3 separate regions of the Mus musculus genome follow, and regions 1 and 2 are each linked to region 3. Evidence: chromatin loops called from intact Hi-C (ENCODE). Cell type or tissue: heart. All regions are shown on one strand.

The links. Hi-C counts contacts between places; a loop is a spot of excess contacts. Peaks named below come from ENCODE experiments on the same cell type or tissue, not always from the same donor. Only the 100,000 strongest peaks of a DNase experiment are listed, where the experiment ranks them.
Region 1: it touches region 3 in a loop (2.1-fold over the local background); 5 of 42 quality-filtered maps call a loop at or near these places.
Region 2: it touches region 3 in a loop (5-fold over the local background); 10 of 42 quality-filtered maps call a loop at or near these places.

Annotation. Positions count from the first base shown.
Region 1 is chr12:54,487,366-54,492,365 of GRCm38, reverse strand. No RefSeq gene overlaps it. Among named protein-coding and RNA genes, the nearest start is that of Gm36213, 10 kb to the right of the region's middle. In heart, a CTCF peak has its summit at 2,478; no DNase peak of the experiment used is centred here; H3K4me3 peaks cover 264 bases; H3K27me3 peaks cover 1,042 bases.
Region 2 is chr12:54,198,467-54,203,466 of GRCm38, reverse strand. Egln3 (egl-9 family hypoxia-inducible factor 3) reads left to right here. Exons shown (of 5, transcript NM_028133.2): 1 at 1-262. Among named protein-coding and RNA genes, the nearest start is that of Egln3, 2.9 kb to the left of the region's middle. In heart, a CTCF peak has its summit at 3,094; a DNase peak (open chromatin) is centred at 986; H3K4me3 peaks cover 1,879 bases; H3K27ac peaks cover 1,931 bases.
Region 3 is chr12:54,310,410-54,315,409 of GRCm38, reverse strand. No RefSeq gene overlaps it. Among named protein-coding and RNA genes, the nearest start is that of Gm35895, 38 kb to the left of the region's middle. In heart, no CTCF peak of the experiment used is centred here; a DNase peak (open chromatin) is centred at 2,139; H3K4me3 peaks cover 1,218 bases; H3K27ac peaks cover 1,496 bases.

The DNA of each region.
Region 1 (5,000 bases), 180 kb before region 3:
TTCCTATGCTCGTGTGTTAAAGGGACACATTTAAGAATGGGTTTCCACATCAGTGTCTCATCGTCTGCATTTCCACAGAAAGAGTTCAGAGCTGGGAGGCTTGGCACAGCCCAGGGGTTGGCAACCTGGGAACGCATTGGCCTCATCTCCTGAGGATGGTGAAGCTGGATTCAAAGTCTACATCAAGAAATTTGGTAACTGCCAGATGAGGTAGTGGACATCTGTTATCTGAGCACAGCTATTCTCAACCTTTACTACAGTTCCTCATGTTGTGGTGACCCCCAATCATAAAAGTATCTTGTTGCTACTTCTTAACTACACATTTGCTACTGTTATGAATCGCAGTGTAAATATCTGAGATGCAGGACTTTGAGATGCAGCCCTCAAAAAGGTCATGAGCCACAGGTTGAGAAACATTGTGCTAGCATTAAGGGGGAAGAAGCAGGCAGAACTCTTTAAGTTCCAGGACCACCAGGGTTAGACAGTGAGACTCATTAATAAAATATCCCATACCCACGTACCAACCACCCCCCCCCAAAAAAAAAGCAGCAGCCCAGATCCTCATCTAACTTACAGTCTGGTGGCCATGCTGAGAAACTAGGCTCCAGTGTGTTTGTGTGTGTGTGTGTGTGTGTGTGTGTATTTGTGTGTGCGCACGCACACGCAGTTGCATGCACATACCTGTACAGGACTATTCTCCTAGCCAAACAGCTGTCATCTAAGGGGTTCAGCTGTTCCTACTTGCAAAAGATTGTCCCCGCTGCTGGGATCGTGGATGGTTTACAACCCCTCATAAAGGGGTGGGAAGGGTGCTGCTCAGCCTGTGATGGTCATCTGAATACCTAGCTGCTTCCAGTCACCCACTGTTTGCAGCCCTTCTCCAAGAGCACTTGGCCTCAAGGAGGGGCTGGTGTCTCTAGGCTGGGAAAGGCTAGGGAAGGGGAAATGTGCTTAAGTTAGCACCCCATTGTGCTCCATAAGCTAGCTCAGTAACTGAGTTGGTTTGTCCTTTGAGACCTTAGGAGGCAGGGTAGATGCTGCCTATGTCTCCTCTTGGGATGGGATGTTAGAAACGAGTGTGTAAGGCATGTCTGGAGGGCTGGGATGGCACAGAGCAGCATGGACTGAAGGATTCATAGGCCTTGTTGAACCATTTGGCTCATCTGGAGATAGTTCCCAAAGAAGCTCCTGATTCATGTGGAATGCTTGCTCTACACTCCGCCAGGGCTGTGGCTCTGCACTCCTTCATATGCTCATGCGGTTGGCGTGACTGAACTTTGGGGCCTCCCTCTGACCTGACTGATCCTAGACTTTACTCCTTCACAGTCAGATGCAAGCCAGGTCTTCTTCATTTGCCCTTCTCACCTCTCTTCTGGGGAGATGGTCCGGTTGTTTCTTTAACGTCCCTGGCTTTGTGGTCAGCAGTTTGACTACTAAGGAACAATTTCAGATGATTTGGGGCACAGGACTCATGGAATTTACAGAAAAGCCACACTGGGAGGCCTAGGAAATGCAGAAGCTGGAACAGTCCCAAGGAGCATAGCAGACAACATTTGTGGACCTTTACGAAGGGGGTCCCATCATTTGCATGGCTCAGCTTTTGTACCTCTTGATATAAATAGTCAAGAGAAAGGTATGTGAATTCCTTGTGCTTTAAAATCCACCCTGGTCTATTTAATGGTGGGTGAAGACTAGCCTTCCATGAAAGAACTTGGTGGTAGGGACCTAGGGCAGCTTTGGTGCAGGCTGCTGCTGGCAGGAGGCTTGCAGCAATGTGTTGATTTCTCTTCCCAAGCAGGAGAGAGAGTTAATTTAATACTTAAATTACAGGGACAAACCCCTGGCTCTGCCCAAACACTCTGCTCACCCTCCTGGGTCTGAGTGTCCTCCAACGTTGCTTCCTTGTTCCCTGTTATCAAACAGGTCTCATGGAAGGCACTGACCTGTGATTTTTGTGTTGTAAAAAAGCCAGGGTGTTTGATGCTCACATTTATCCGCTAGGGGAAAACACACACACACACACACACACACACACACACACACACACACACACACATTAAATGAGACTAATGGACTCTCGGGCACATGCACATTCCATTGCAACCGGCCCTGGGCCAGGCCACGCTGATTTTTCAGGTCGCAGATCTCCACGCAGCTGAGGTAGAGCCAAAAGGTCTGTCAGCTGCTGAACTTCCTCCCTCCAGGCTCCTTCCCTATCGAAATGCTTTCGAAAAGACTGTGTCTCCAGAGTTAAAATCCTAACGTGAAGCCAAAATCCAAGCCGATGACACTATTTAAAATGAGAGTTATCAAGTCACAGGTCCAGAGGGAAGGCCTCTTTGACCTAACGCTGAGCAATTTCTTATAGCCTTGCAGTCCATTTGAATCCCGGAGAGCTGAGTTTTCATTAAGCCTACTACTTACTGGAAGTGAGTGTCCCGCATCCGTCTGCTCTGGGTCCTAGGTCTTACCAGCAGCAGGCTCTAGGTGGAGCTACAATGCAACTTTAGTCACCTCAAAGTCCGCAGAAAAACTTAAGGAAATCACAGTGCTCAAAGACACTATATAGTAACACCATTTATGAAAAGGGGTACAACAATCACCACGTGGAGGCTTCTGTACGGGAGGCAGGCTAGGAGTGGGTGGGGTTGGTGACCACCGTTTTCAGTGACAAGTGGAAAGGCTTGTGGTGGCAAGGAATATGTAACTATTGGTGGTTTGTCAAGTCTTAATCCAAGAATCACTGTTCTCTTACCTCATGGGCGGAGAGAGGGCAGGCAGAGAGAATGGAAAGCCCGAGAAACAGAAAAAACAAGAGAAACACGAATTTAAAATATATATAATTGTAATTGTTTTATCTTGAAGGAGAATTTGGTCTAAGGCACACAAAATTCCTCTGGGTTCATACTTGAACCACGGAATTAAAGAGTGATGATCATTCAGGGTAGAGGGTCTTGATTAAAGGCTCTTGTTCATGAGTGGCCAGTGAATAAAAAGGAGCTAAGAGACACATCAGATATCTTTGCTTAGGGGGAACATAGGCTAATAGTTGTTTGTGTTAGGTTTATGTTTCTCAAGACGAATTTTGATGACTTTGGGGCTATATGGAAAGTCCTAATCTGAACCTTGATTTCTCTTGTTTTCCAAGAACACGTCCATCTTCTTACATTTCTAAAGTACTCTAACTCTCTGGTTCTCAGCCTGGATCAAACAGCACCAGCGTAGCACTTGTTAGAGAAGAAAATTCTTGAGCCATACCTGTGTTGGTTTATCATTACTGTCCACTTAACTCTATTAGGAATCACCTATGAGACATACTACTGGGTTATTTATAGATGATGATGATGTGTGTATGTGTGTCTCCAGGTATTTATGTAACACAACATATGGTTGTGAGCCACCATGTGGGTGCTGGGAATTAGACTCAGGTTCTCTGGAAGAGCAGAAACTGCCACTAACCTTTGAGTCATCTCTCCATTGACACATCCATCTGGATGTGTCTGTGAAGATGTTTTCAGAGAGGTTTAACTGAGGAGGAAAAGACCCACCCTGAATGTGGGTGGCATTGTCTCACGGGCTGAATTAAATGGAAGCAAAGGAGAGTGTGATTGGCTGACTCATGCCCCTGCTGGCGTTATTTACTTGCCATGATGGGCAATTTACCCATGAGCTAAAATAAACCCGTCCCTTGTTAAGTTTACCACAACCATGTTGTCACAGCCATGAGGCGGGGGATATGGGGCTTAGTGGGCTATAGTTCAGCTGTTCCTCCAGGTGCTTCTGAAACCTGCTGAAGTTCAAGTATACTAACTCCAGAGTCTCTCAAAATTTCACAGGGTAAAGTTGGAAGAGATAGGTGACCAGTCAACATTTGAGTCCCTATTCAGTTGGCACTGTGATAAAGTTGGCTACTAAAATAAAACTCTGTATTATTTAACCTATTTTCTTTCGTCCTCTGTAGAAAACCCGGACCTCTTCCTAGTCGTTAGCAGGGAAACTCATCATATGTAGTAAATGTTACGTGAATAAGATAATTCTACTTGGAAAGGTGAGAGGAGGAAGGCTTATGGGTTAGAAAAGGACATCTGAGCAGTCTTCAATGATGAGAATGTCTAATGAGGCAGAGAAGGACTTGTGGCTTTGAATTGTTGACTTTTATTATTGTCATAGAAGAAATTTGTCTACTTCAAAATGTAAAGGAGTGGCGCATGTGGGGGGGATAGGTTTCCCTGCTACCACTTGGCTAAAGACATGAGCTTTTCAAGTCACCTATGAAGAGGAAAAACCCAGCTATTCTTGGACTTTGATTTAGTGAAGTAATGTCTACACATTTCTGAGGAACTCAGTGACTCAAGTCTTCTACTCAGCCAAAGTGTTGGTTAAATCTAATGACAACGGATACCACGTTCTCAGGTTTCAGCAAATTCAAGAACGAACCAACACACCTTAGGAAAAATAATTATTCAATGACAAGTTTCAGCCTGGTCAGAGGTCAATCAAAATGAAAGACTGAAGAATGGATCAGTCATAGTGAAAGAGCTGCGGTGAGCATGGGAAAATTAGGTCTAGTTAAAGTAGATACTTTAGTAACAGGGCAGAAAGGGAATGTTACATTGTTTACTATGGGCTGTAGGTCAGGCTGGGAGGATATTAACTCCCTCAGCTGTTTTAGAAGGAGGCTTAGTTTTAGAAATGGCCAACCACTTTAGGTTTTTTGATACAATTTTTTTCTTAGAGAACTTAAAACAAACAAACAAACCTCTTATGGCAAAATTCCCACAGTTATGTGATGCTTCTTTTTCCCCCTTTTCCTTAAAATCATTTTAGTTTGTTGATAAGTAAAACTAGATCTTAATACTTCCTTTAAATTAAAACTATCTAATAAAGTGTAATCTAATATTATTTAACATATGTTCCTAAGTCTAAGTACCTTCCTCTTTTCCTCCTTATCTTACAGGAATTGAATCCAGGGCCTCAGACATGCTAGACACTCTACCATG
Region 2 (5,000 bases), 110 kb after region 3:
CAACTTCCTAGGCGAGGTGGTGGGCGACTGCGTGCTGGAGCGAGTCAAGCAGCTGCACTACAACGGGGCCCTGCGTGACGGCCAGCTGGCCGGGCCGTGCGCCGGCGTCTCCAAGCGGCACCTGCGAGGCGACCAGATCACGTGGATCGGGGGCAACGAGGAGGGCTGCGAGGCCATCAACTTCCTCCTGTCCCTCATCGACCGGCTGGTCCTGTACTGCGGGAGCCGGCTGGGCAAATACTATGTCAAGGAGCGGTCCAAGGTAGGATGCGTGCGGGTGCCCAGCCGCAGCTGCGCTGCAGGGGACGGGAAGCCTTCATTCGGAGTGTTGTGTCGCCTTCGCTGGGGTGCAGCGAACTTTGGTTTTTAACCAAGAAGTCAGCTTGCCTATCTGCCCTACTTGCGTCCCCTCCACCTCCTGGCCTAACCCCTTAAGCAAAAGTCCACGTTAAGGGGCTCAGGTGTCTCGTGATGATGAGCTTCTGCTGACTCTGAAAGAATTGCCCTGGTTTTGGTGATGACCGCAAGGACAACTGGCTGGTGGAGGGAAAAGATATTGGAAACACTGCGACACGCATGTCCATGATCCGAAGTGCCTCCTTTAAAGCCACCCGGTACTGCCCTTCACAGTAGCCAGAGGCACTCTTAACTCTACTAGAGGCAAGTCTAATTTTTGCCTTGTGTTAGTTGGCTTGTAGAGTTAGGTAGGGTGGGAGGGAAGAGTTCGGTATGACAAGGTTAAGTCCTCCACTTCTGCTGCAGCCTTTGAGCCCTGGGGCTCAGAATTCTCATAGACCCCTCAGCCCAAGTGCTGAGCCCCACGCCATCGCCTTTCTTTTCCTATAAACTCATGGCAAAATCCACTCAAACAACCTGATAAGGTCCATGAAGAGAGTGGTGAGGTACCTCTGGGTAGAAACCTTGTTTTTGTTGTTCTCATAGCCCGTAATGGGGGCAGTGGGTGGTGATGATTTATCTTGAAAATGTTTACAGGTAGATTGGCAGGCCGGTAGACCAATGGGAGGTGGAGGAGCTGGTGCCTGTAACATCACTTTGGGTTAGTCTTGCTCCTGGCCATTTCTTCCTATAAGGATAGTCAAACTCTCTCTCCAGGAGCAATTCAGAGAGAATTGCCCCCGTGTAGCTGCGGGACAAGGGACTCTTAGAGTCATGAAAACTTCATTTGAAGTCCAGCAAGGTAGAGCATGCTAGCAGCAGAGGAATTGTGGGCACTGAACCATGTGCCGCTCTTTAGTAATACTTGTAAAGTTTCTCAGTGTAGGTTCAGCCTTGGGATCAACTACTGTAGTCTTGTTTGTCCCCAAAGCTGGAAAGAGCACCCTTATAAAAAGCAAGTGATCAACTGGAAATGTCTGGAAGTGATGGGTGAAGAGAGTTGGGAGCTGCAGGCTGCTGTCAGGCTAGGAGGAGGTGAAGGGACTGTCTGACGAGTGTCCTTATGAATGGAACCATAGTAAATCTTAGAGGAACTGTTGGTTTCTGAATGCTGGGAGTAGTTACCTGAATTCTGTTAGAGAATGATGGATGATAGAGGGTTTTATTGTTTTGTTTGTTTTTTTTTTTTCTTCCATCAGTCTGGTGGTAGACTGGATCATCTGCATTTTCATCTGGGGTGTTTCTGCACTAAATAACCTTGTTGATAGTCCCGGGCTTAGCCTCTGTATTGGGAGGCACTTGTAGCTTTAATCCGAAAGGCCAAATGACACCTTATCAGTTCTGTAAAGTTTCTTCCAAGCTTAGCTGTTAAAGAATTTACCCTCGGTGGTTTAGGAGTAATGTTTTCCCCTCTGAGGGAGATTAGAATTAAAGATATGTCGAATCACTAGCATGGTTTATTATTTAGCTTTGACTTAGTGGATGGCAGGAGGACCCCGAGCTAGAATTTAATTCATAGGGAATGAAAAAAGTGCCAGGGAGAAGCAGGCAGGCTCTGTAGATCCCGGGGTGGACCCAGTAACTTTTCAGTTAACTGTGTGAGGTGACTGCGCTCGAAAAGAGAAAATCTGTCTTGCCCACGGAAGAGCCATCTTTCCTTATCCAGATTCTGGCTGTCTTGACTGTCCCTGGCACAAAGCTCTCCTTCACACCCTTCACAAAGTCCATCCCTAGACTGGACTATTCCCTGGCTAATTAGAACCAAAACAATAACAAAACCAAAAAAAAAAAAAAAAAAAAAAAAAAACAAAAAAACCAAAACCAAATAAGTTTCAACAAACTATTATGATAATTTTTTTTCTTTTCTCTCTCTCTCTCTCTCTCTCTCTCTCTCTCTCTCTCTCTCTCTTTTAAGTGTAAAACTTTGATTTACTTCTGTAAGGACGCCTGTGGCCTCGGGTCCCGTACTTGGAGTTTGCTGGTGATGCATTGTCAAGTCACATCCTGTCTATAGGGCTACCCTGGCTTCCTTTCACTTGGCCTGTTTTCTTTCTTACGTGCCTTTCCTCCCTCAGTGTCCTTCGTTTTGTACTGCTTCCCACAGTACTGATATAGATAGACCTAATTTCCTGCTTATGCTTCCAGGGGAAAACTGTTCTCTTCATGGAGAGAACTTGTACTGATTTTCAACTTATTTATAACTTTTGATCGAGGGAATTTCAAGCATACACACATGTAGGCAGGCTAGCATGAACTCCCACCAGGCTTTTTTAGCAACTGCCAGTTTGTACGTTTAGTTTAGACTTTTTTTTTTTTAAATATACTTTACATTCCTATGCATTGTACTCATATACACCCTCATTACATTTTTTTTCTTTAAATTGGATTTGTTAAGGTCATTGAATAATGTGAGCAGGATTGCAAAGGTATTGGGAATAAACAAGAATATTTACTATACCTAGACTGTGGGAGGACTCTTAGTACTCCTGTCCCTGTCATTTTTATATATATATATATATATATATACATATATATATATGTATATATGTATATGTGTGTGTATGTGTAACATATGTCTGTGTGTGTGTTAGAAATTTTCTGCTTTGCCTCTGTTATAGCAAAATGGGGTTTGGAGTCCCTCTGGGAAAAGTCCCTGTGGTCCCGAGGAGTATCATGGCGCCCCCTACCCTCAAGTGTGGTCATTGCTTTCCAACTAGCAATGGTTATCTGTTCCTACTCCCTCCTGAAGATCTAGACCATATCCAAGATAAATACTGCTTATAATTTGCTCCTTTTTCTTTGGCTGCCTAGAGCTTGCAAATGGCTGTTTTCCAGAGAACGTGTAATTTATAGAACCGAATGTCCCTTTGCCTGAAGCATTCACTGTAGACTCAGAGTTGGGAACGCTAACAATAATAAATACCGTTTATTGAGCAGTTTGTGCTGCCTGGTGCCTCTGCTCAGCACAGTACTTATTTTACTTTCGTCTCTGAGCCTTGGCCCAAAATGAACGAAGCACTTAAATAATAGACCCAAAGTCTCTCAGTCAGGGCCCAGAGGCAGTTTTAGAAAGAGGTTGGGGGAGGATTGGTGTTACTAAGCCTTGTGGCCTTAGATAAGTTAAGTCACTTGGGGCCCTATCAAGTGTAAAATAATAATTCAAAAGCTTTAGGAAAAAGAACTTTATACCAATACATGTAAAATTCTTAGAATGTCCAGTTTTCGTCTTTGTTTAAAAGCTCCAGGTTAGTTTTGAGATTCTTCTTCAAATGAGTCTGACTTGAGTCTGTTCGTAACTTCAGGCCTTCCTGTTTAGCACCCCAAATGTGCATGTGTGTCTCTGAGTTTCAGTGCAGGACTCCTGTGAGCCAGCTTATACTCACAAATACATGTGAACTGTAGGCTAGTCTAGTTCCTCGTTAACTGTGTCTCAAGCCATGAGACACACATCACACACTGTGGATATGGTGTGGGCCACTTGAGTGCATCTGAGGTGCAAGGGAAGTGCTGAGTTAGTTCTTCCAGTGTTGGTTTTAGGCAAGCATTGCTAGACTGGTTGTTAGGACCCTGACCAGGGCATCTGTGGGCAAGGGGGTTAAAAAGGTTGTATTGTGAGCAGACAGATCAGTCCTTTCCTTGTGACAAGACAGAGGACTGAGCAGCAGGAGGCTAATGAACAAGAGTGTGTAGCCTGGGGTGGGGGTGGGGGTGGGGGCTTGGGCTTGCTTTCCCCTAGTGGAGCAGCTGTTTGGCCTGCCCTTCTGGTATTGTTAAGAATGCTTGTTACTTAATGGAACTTATGTTGGTTGGAAATGACTCTAAGCAAAAATGGGAAGATGTACCTTGCTGATCTGACTTCTCTCAAGACACAAGTGCAGGAAAAGCAGTCAGGAGTCTCAGAGAACGGGGGTGGGGGGTGGGGGGGTGGGCAATAAAATCTCGAGCCTTCCTACCCAGCTGGTGTGAGCTCTCTTGAGTTTTTTTTTTTCTTTTTTTTTTTTTTTTGTTTTCTGAGACAGGGTTTCTCTGTATAGCCCTGGCTGTCCTGGAACTCACTCTGTAGACCAGGCTGGCCTCGAACTCAGAAATCCGCCTGCCTCTGCCTCCCGAGTGCTGGGATTAAAGTCTGTGCCACCACGCCCTGCGCTCTCTGAGTTTTGAGACCTTTCTTTTTTCTCCATTTCTGTTCTGCGTTTCTTCCCCTTCATCCTTCTAACCCAGCCTTTGCTGCTGCTCCACACGCATGGCTCATGGTGATGCCTTGCACCGGCTGCTTCAGCTCTTAGGTAAGATGGCCTGAAGCTTGAACAGCAGCCCAGCTTCCCAGCTTCCACTGCCCTGGGGAAAGCTGCACTCACTGTTTTGACCTTAGCTCTGGGGAACTAGGAGACCTGGTTGGGGTGGTGCAAGCATAGAGAATTGTTTGTCACAAATACGGTTGCTTGAGCCCATGACAAGGTGTGATCCTTAGAGAGCAGAGATTTGCAGTGTCTCTGTGGTCAAAATCTTAAACTGTCTGAGGAAGTCATTTATAGAACACAGCCCTGGTAAGAGGAGTGAGGGAGATTTCATGGTAGGGCTTGTGGGAACAGGTGCCTCCAAGG
Region 3 (5,000 bases):
TCTGTTACTTTGCTATTATGAGCAGTACTAACTCAGCCACCTGGATCCTCAGGATTCCCACCCTGCATAGCCCATATTCACGTGTGATTGAGCCTTCTGGAGTTGTGTACAATAGCCTGCTCTGCTGTGTCTGATGGCTTTGGCCTTCATCGCCTGTATTCATGCCTGTAGCAGTATTTACTGAGTGTCTACTAAGCATAGTACTTAGCTCTGGTGCTTTCCTTAGTACTTACTGAGTGTCTACTAAGCATAGTACTTAGCTCTGGTGCTTTTCTTGAGTACTTACTGAGTGTTACTTACTGAGTGTCTACTAAGCATAGTACTTAGCTCTGGTGCTTTCCTTGAGTACTTACTGAGTGTCTACTAAGCACAGTACTTAGCTCTGGTGCTTTCCTTGAGTACTTACTGAGTGTCTACTAAGCACAGTACTTAGCTCTGGTGCTTTCCTTGTATTAATGCAGAGACTTGGGTCTCTGAAAAGTCCTGGAACATGAGCACTGACTTCACCATTCTTGTTTTTTGAAGGAGGGAGACAGAGATGCTGCTCATGGCTTGGCTAAGGTCACATAGCCTGCAAGTTGTAGAATCTGAACAGTCCAGCCACTGGGTGCTGGGCCTCCTTTATCTTTAGCTCTACGTGGTTAGTGGCTTCACCCAGCCACCGACCCTGAAGCTGGGACCTTGGGATAGTACTTATTTTTGCACTACCTGAGCCCAGACAGTAGCTTTCATTCTGGGGTCCATATTGCTCTGTTAAACCACTTTGCTTTTTATTCTCTCTCCCTTTTCTCTCTTCCCTTCTCCATATATTTCTTTCCCTTCAAAAGCACCCTTCTGTCTCTGAGACCTCTGCTTGCTTCTCTCACGGGTTTTGAAAAAGTAACATTTCGGCTGGTGAGATGGTTCAGCTGCTGAAGGTGCTGACTGCCAAGCAGAAGATCTGAGTTCAATACCAGGAATGCACAGAGTGGAAGGAGACAATAATATCCACAATTGTCCTCTGACCTCCACAAGAGAGCTGAGCCATGTGAGCTGTGTGTGTGTGTGTGTGTGTGTGTGTGTGTGTGTGTGTGTGTGTGAAAAGAAAAAAGTGACATTAGCCCAGGTGTGGTGGTGCACACCTTTAATCCTAGGAGTCAGGCAGGTGGATTTTTATGAATTTGAGGCCAGCCTGGTCTGCATAGTGAGTTCCAGGACAGCCAGGGCTATGCAGAGATGCCCTATCTTAAGCCCAAACAAAGTAATCAAAAAACTAACAAAACAAAACAAGAGAAAGGAAGAAAGAAAGAAAGAAAGAAAGAAAGAAAGAAAGAAAGAAAGAAAGAAAGAAAGAAAGAAAGAAGGAAAGAAAGGAAGGAAGAAAGAAAGAAAGAAAGAAAGAAAGAAAGAAAGAAAGAAAGAAAAGGGAGTGAAATTTGCATATCACAAATGCAGGAAGAAAGAAAGCCTTTTTATAATGTGCCCTAATTTGGGGGGGGGGGGGAGTACTTGGAAGAGTTAAAGGAGGCTTGCCATTCTTTTGTTCCCTCCGGAGACTCAGACTTTCAACCCTGTAGGTCCAGAACTTAACTGGAGTTCCTGCAGCATTCACACATTCAGCGAAGAGTGCTTCTAATTCTGTCTTTCAGCCGTCAGGCACGTAGGCAATTTCCTTTTATAAAGTTGGTGGTTAGAACTAAACAGGTGCAAGTTACAGGAAATGCAAACTATTCCCCACACCAAGAGAGATGCAGTTGATAAGGGACTCCCCGCCCCCACCCCCTTCAAAAGTTCCCTCCATCAGCTCCCAGTCTCCCAGGGTCTTGACTCCTACAGCACCCCTCCCTCCCTCGCATCCCTGTCAGTGAGCCAGCCAGCCAGCCAGCCAGCCAGTCTGCAAGCCTGAGTGCTCTCTCTACAAAGAAACATCAGGACTAGGAGAAGGTCAAGATCATGCAAAGGAAGGACCACCCTCAGGCTCCTCTCGGCCCTTACCCTCCTGCCCCTCTTTCTGTGAAAACGAGCCTACCTAGCATCTTGGGGCTGGGGACCCCTCTGAGCGTGTGGAACCCGCAGGCGGGCTAAGCGGGGGCGGTCCCCTGCCGGGAGGTGGGCAGGGTTCACCGAGCAGATGGTGCTGACTCACGCTCTCGCTACGTGAGCCTTGGTGGCAGGCAGGGCCAGGTTGGGCCGGGCGGGACCGGGACTGAGTCCTGCCTGGTGCCTGGCTACCTGCCCGCGGCTCACCCCGAGGGACTTCGCCCTGGCCCCAGTGCAGCCCCACCCTGATGGCCCTGAGGATGGCTTTACAGTGGGAGCTGATCTTTGGTCCCAGGTGCAGCTAGACAGGAGAAATCCGGGTTTCTGTACATGCCCTTCCCTCGAGCCTCTTCTTGACCTCCTGGGAGTCCACAGAAGCCCCGGAGCTGGCCCCTGGCTTCTTTCTTTTATGGCCTCTTATCTAAGTGAAGACGTTTCAGAATTACTCTAGGTTTTTTGTTGCTTTCAAAAATCTCTTGGTCTCTAAGCAACCCAGTGTGATGTAGAAAGGACAGGCTCCCTTTATCCATTGACAGCGAGGAGCTCAAGACCCGCCTTTGTTCAATGTTTTATCAGTTGACCACAAAGAGAACTTTTAGCACCGCACAGAGGAGCACTTGGCATTAACGTAACCTTCTTTGGTGACAGGTCCCAGTCTCATGTTTCAGTGGAAAGTCAGGTGACAGAGAAAAGGGGATCCAAGTGTATTGGTATACGCCCCAGACTGAAAAATCAGAAGTCAAGGTCATTCTTAGCTACCTAGCCAGTTCAAGGCCAGCACAGGCCAGCACAGGCTGGCTACCTGGTCTCCACAAGCCTTCACACTCCGCCAAAATCAAGTGGGGATTCTAATGAATGTGTCAAATTACCCCCACTTTTTCTTTAGTGCTGCCCTTTCTGGCACAGTTAAAGGGAGAGTAGTGCTTGCAGGGGACTAGGCAGGTCTTTGGGTGTGGTGGTGGGGATACTGACTTTCAGCTTCAAGTGCAGCGGGTGGTCCCTGGGCTTGTAACACCAACAGGATAGCCTAGGGGTCCTGAGCGGCCCCTATGGATACCTGACTTATTTCAGGGCTGCAGTAAGGCGCTAGCTGCAAATGGCATTTCTGTAGCTGCAATGGTCGTGGCAATGAAACAGGATATTCTTTTCTTTGTTGAAGATAACTGGATGGGGAAAATGTCAGTCATTGACTACTTCAGAAAAGCCTGCTTTGCTCTTGTTTGTTTGTCTTGGGAAACCAGTAGAAACAAGCAAAACTGAAATGAACTTTGGGTTGTGGGGGTGGCAGCAGGTGGCATCTCCTGTCTTTAATCCTAGCACTCAGGAGGCAGAAGCAAGCAGTTACAAAACCAAGAGTTCAAGGGCAGCCTGAACTACATTTGAATTCCAGGGCTACACAGAGAAACCTTGTCTCAACAAAACAAAACAAAACAAACAAAAACCCAGGACCAACAACAACAAAAACAAAACCCCAAACAAAACTAAACAAACAAGGAAAGAAAAGCACAAACGAAGGGGGTGGATTCCACTTTAGGCAGAGCTCCGGGTTACAGAACTGCCTTTCAGTTTTGCTTATTATGTAGGCTGGGCTTTGTTCTGGTTTGTTTTACTGTTTTGGGAAAGGGGATTCCCCAAGGCTTCCTAGAGGAAAAGATTAATACATATCTCATAAAAGAATAAAGCTAAATACCCAGAATAGGAAGACAAGAGTCCTTAAATTCCACAGGAACACACAACATGTTATTTCTGGTATATTCTATATTTAATAAGTTAATTTTGTAATTGAGAATACTACGTAACACTCACATTGACAAACCCTTCACTTTGTCATGTTTGCAGTAGTTCTGCTATCATTGTATGCTATGTTGTTTCTACTTTTTGTCTAAGTAATATTCTCTCAAGTGTCTTTATATGTAAATAGTTGGTCACTTGGTTAATGATTTGCATAGTTGAAATTTTCAGATCAAACGACATAAATGGTTTTGTAACAAGAGCACACTGTTAGGCATAGTCTCCATATCCTTAGGGACTGCAGCATGCTGTCTTCTACCTCTGACACCCAGCACCCAGCACCCAGTAATCAGCACTCAGAACCCAACACCTGCTTTATATGTTGCTGAATGGGAAGGATGGGTTTGTTTTTTCCCTTAGGGCATAAGTTCACTCAGAGATGTTAAAGGTAAAGATGGCATTTCATCATAACTGGTCCTAAGAAGCCGAATTGATGAAAGATCATGAATTATAAGGATCTCCATATGACTGTTTTGAAGATATTTTATTGACCAATGGTCATCGGATTTATTAGATGCTAGTTTACAATGCTTAATTAGAATAACCACCAGGCACTTCCCCCAACAGCGAAGGGCAGCTCTCAAAGGACTGGAGACTGTGTGCCCAGGTACAGGGCCGTGGGGGTTTGGAGAGCAGAAAAGGGAATTTTTGTGGTGGGAGATTCCATATGCAGATCTGTTCTAAGTTGTAAATATCACGTATGTGGTGGGTCTTCTTGTCAGGCGTCTCCTGCATCCTAGGGTTCTGAAGATGCTACCAGCATGCAATGTTCCTGCCAGGAGTTTCTCAGCCCACCTGAAGTTTGTTAGCCTTTTATAACTAACCCATGCTCCTTCTCCCTGGAATTAGACAGAGAGAGTGCAGTCTGAAGGGAAAGAAAAACAAAGCATATTAAAACCAGGCCCAAGAACTTACTGAACACACCAGATCGCAAGAAGTGGGTAGCTTGTGCATCTGGACTCTGTAAAGGAAATATTTCTGTAAAGGAAATATTTGCCACATACCTCTAAGTCTAGTACTCATGAGGCAGAGGCAGGGGGGTGCTGGGAGTTTGAAGACAACCTGGTCTACAGGATAGCCAGGGCTACATAGTGAGGAGACAGACAGACAGACAGACAGACAGACAGAAATATTGAGAGACAGACAGACAGACAGAGATATTGAGAGACAGACAGACAGACAGAGATATT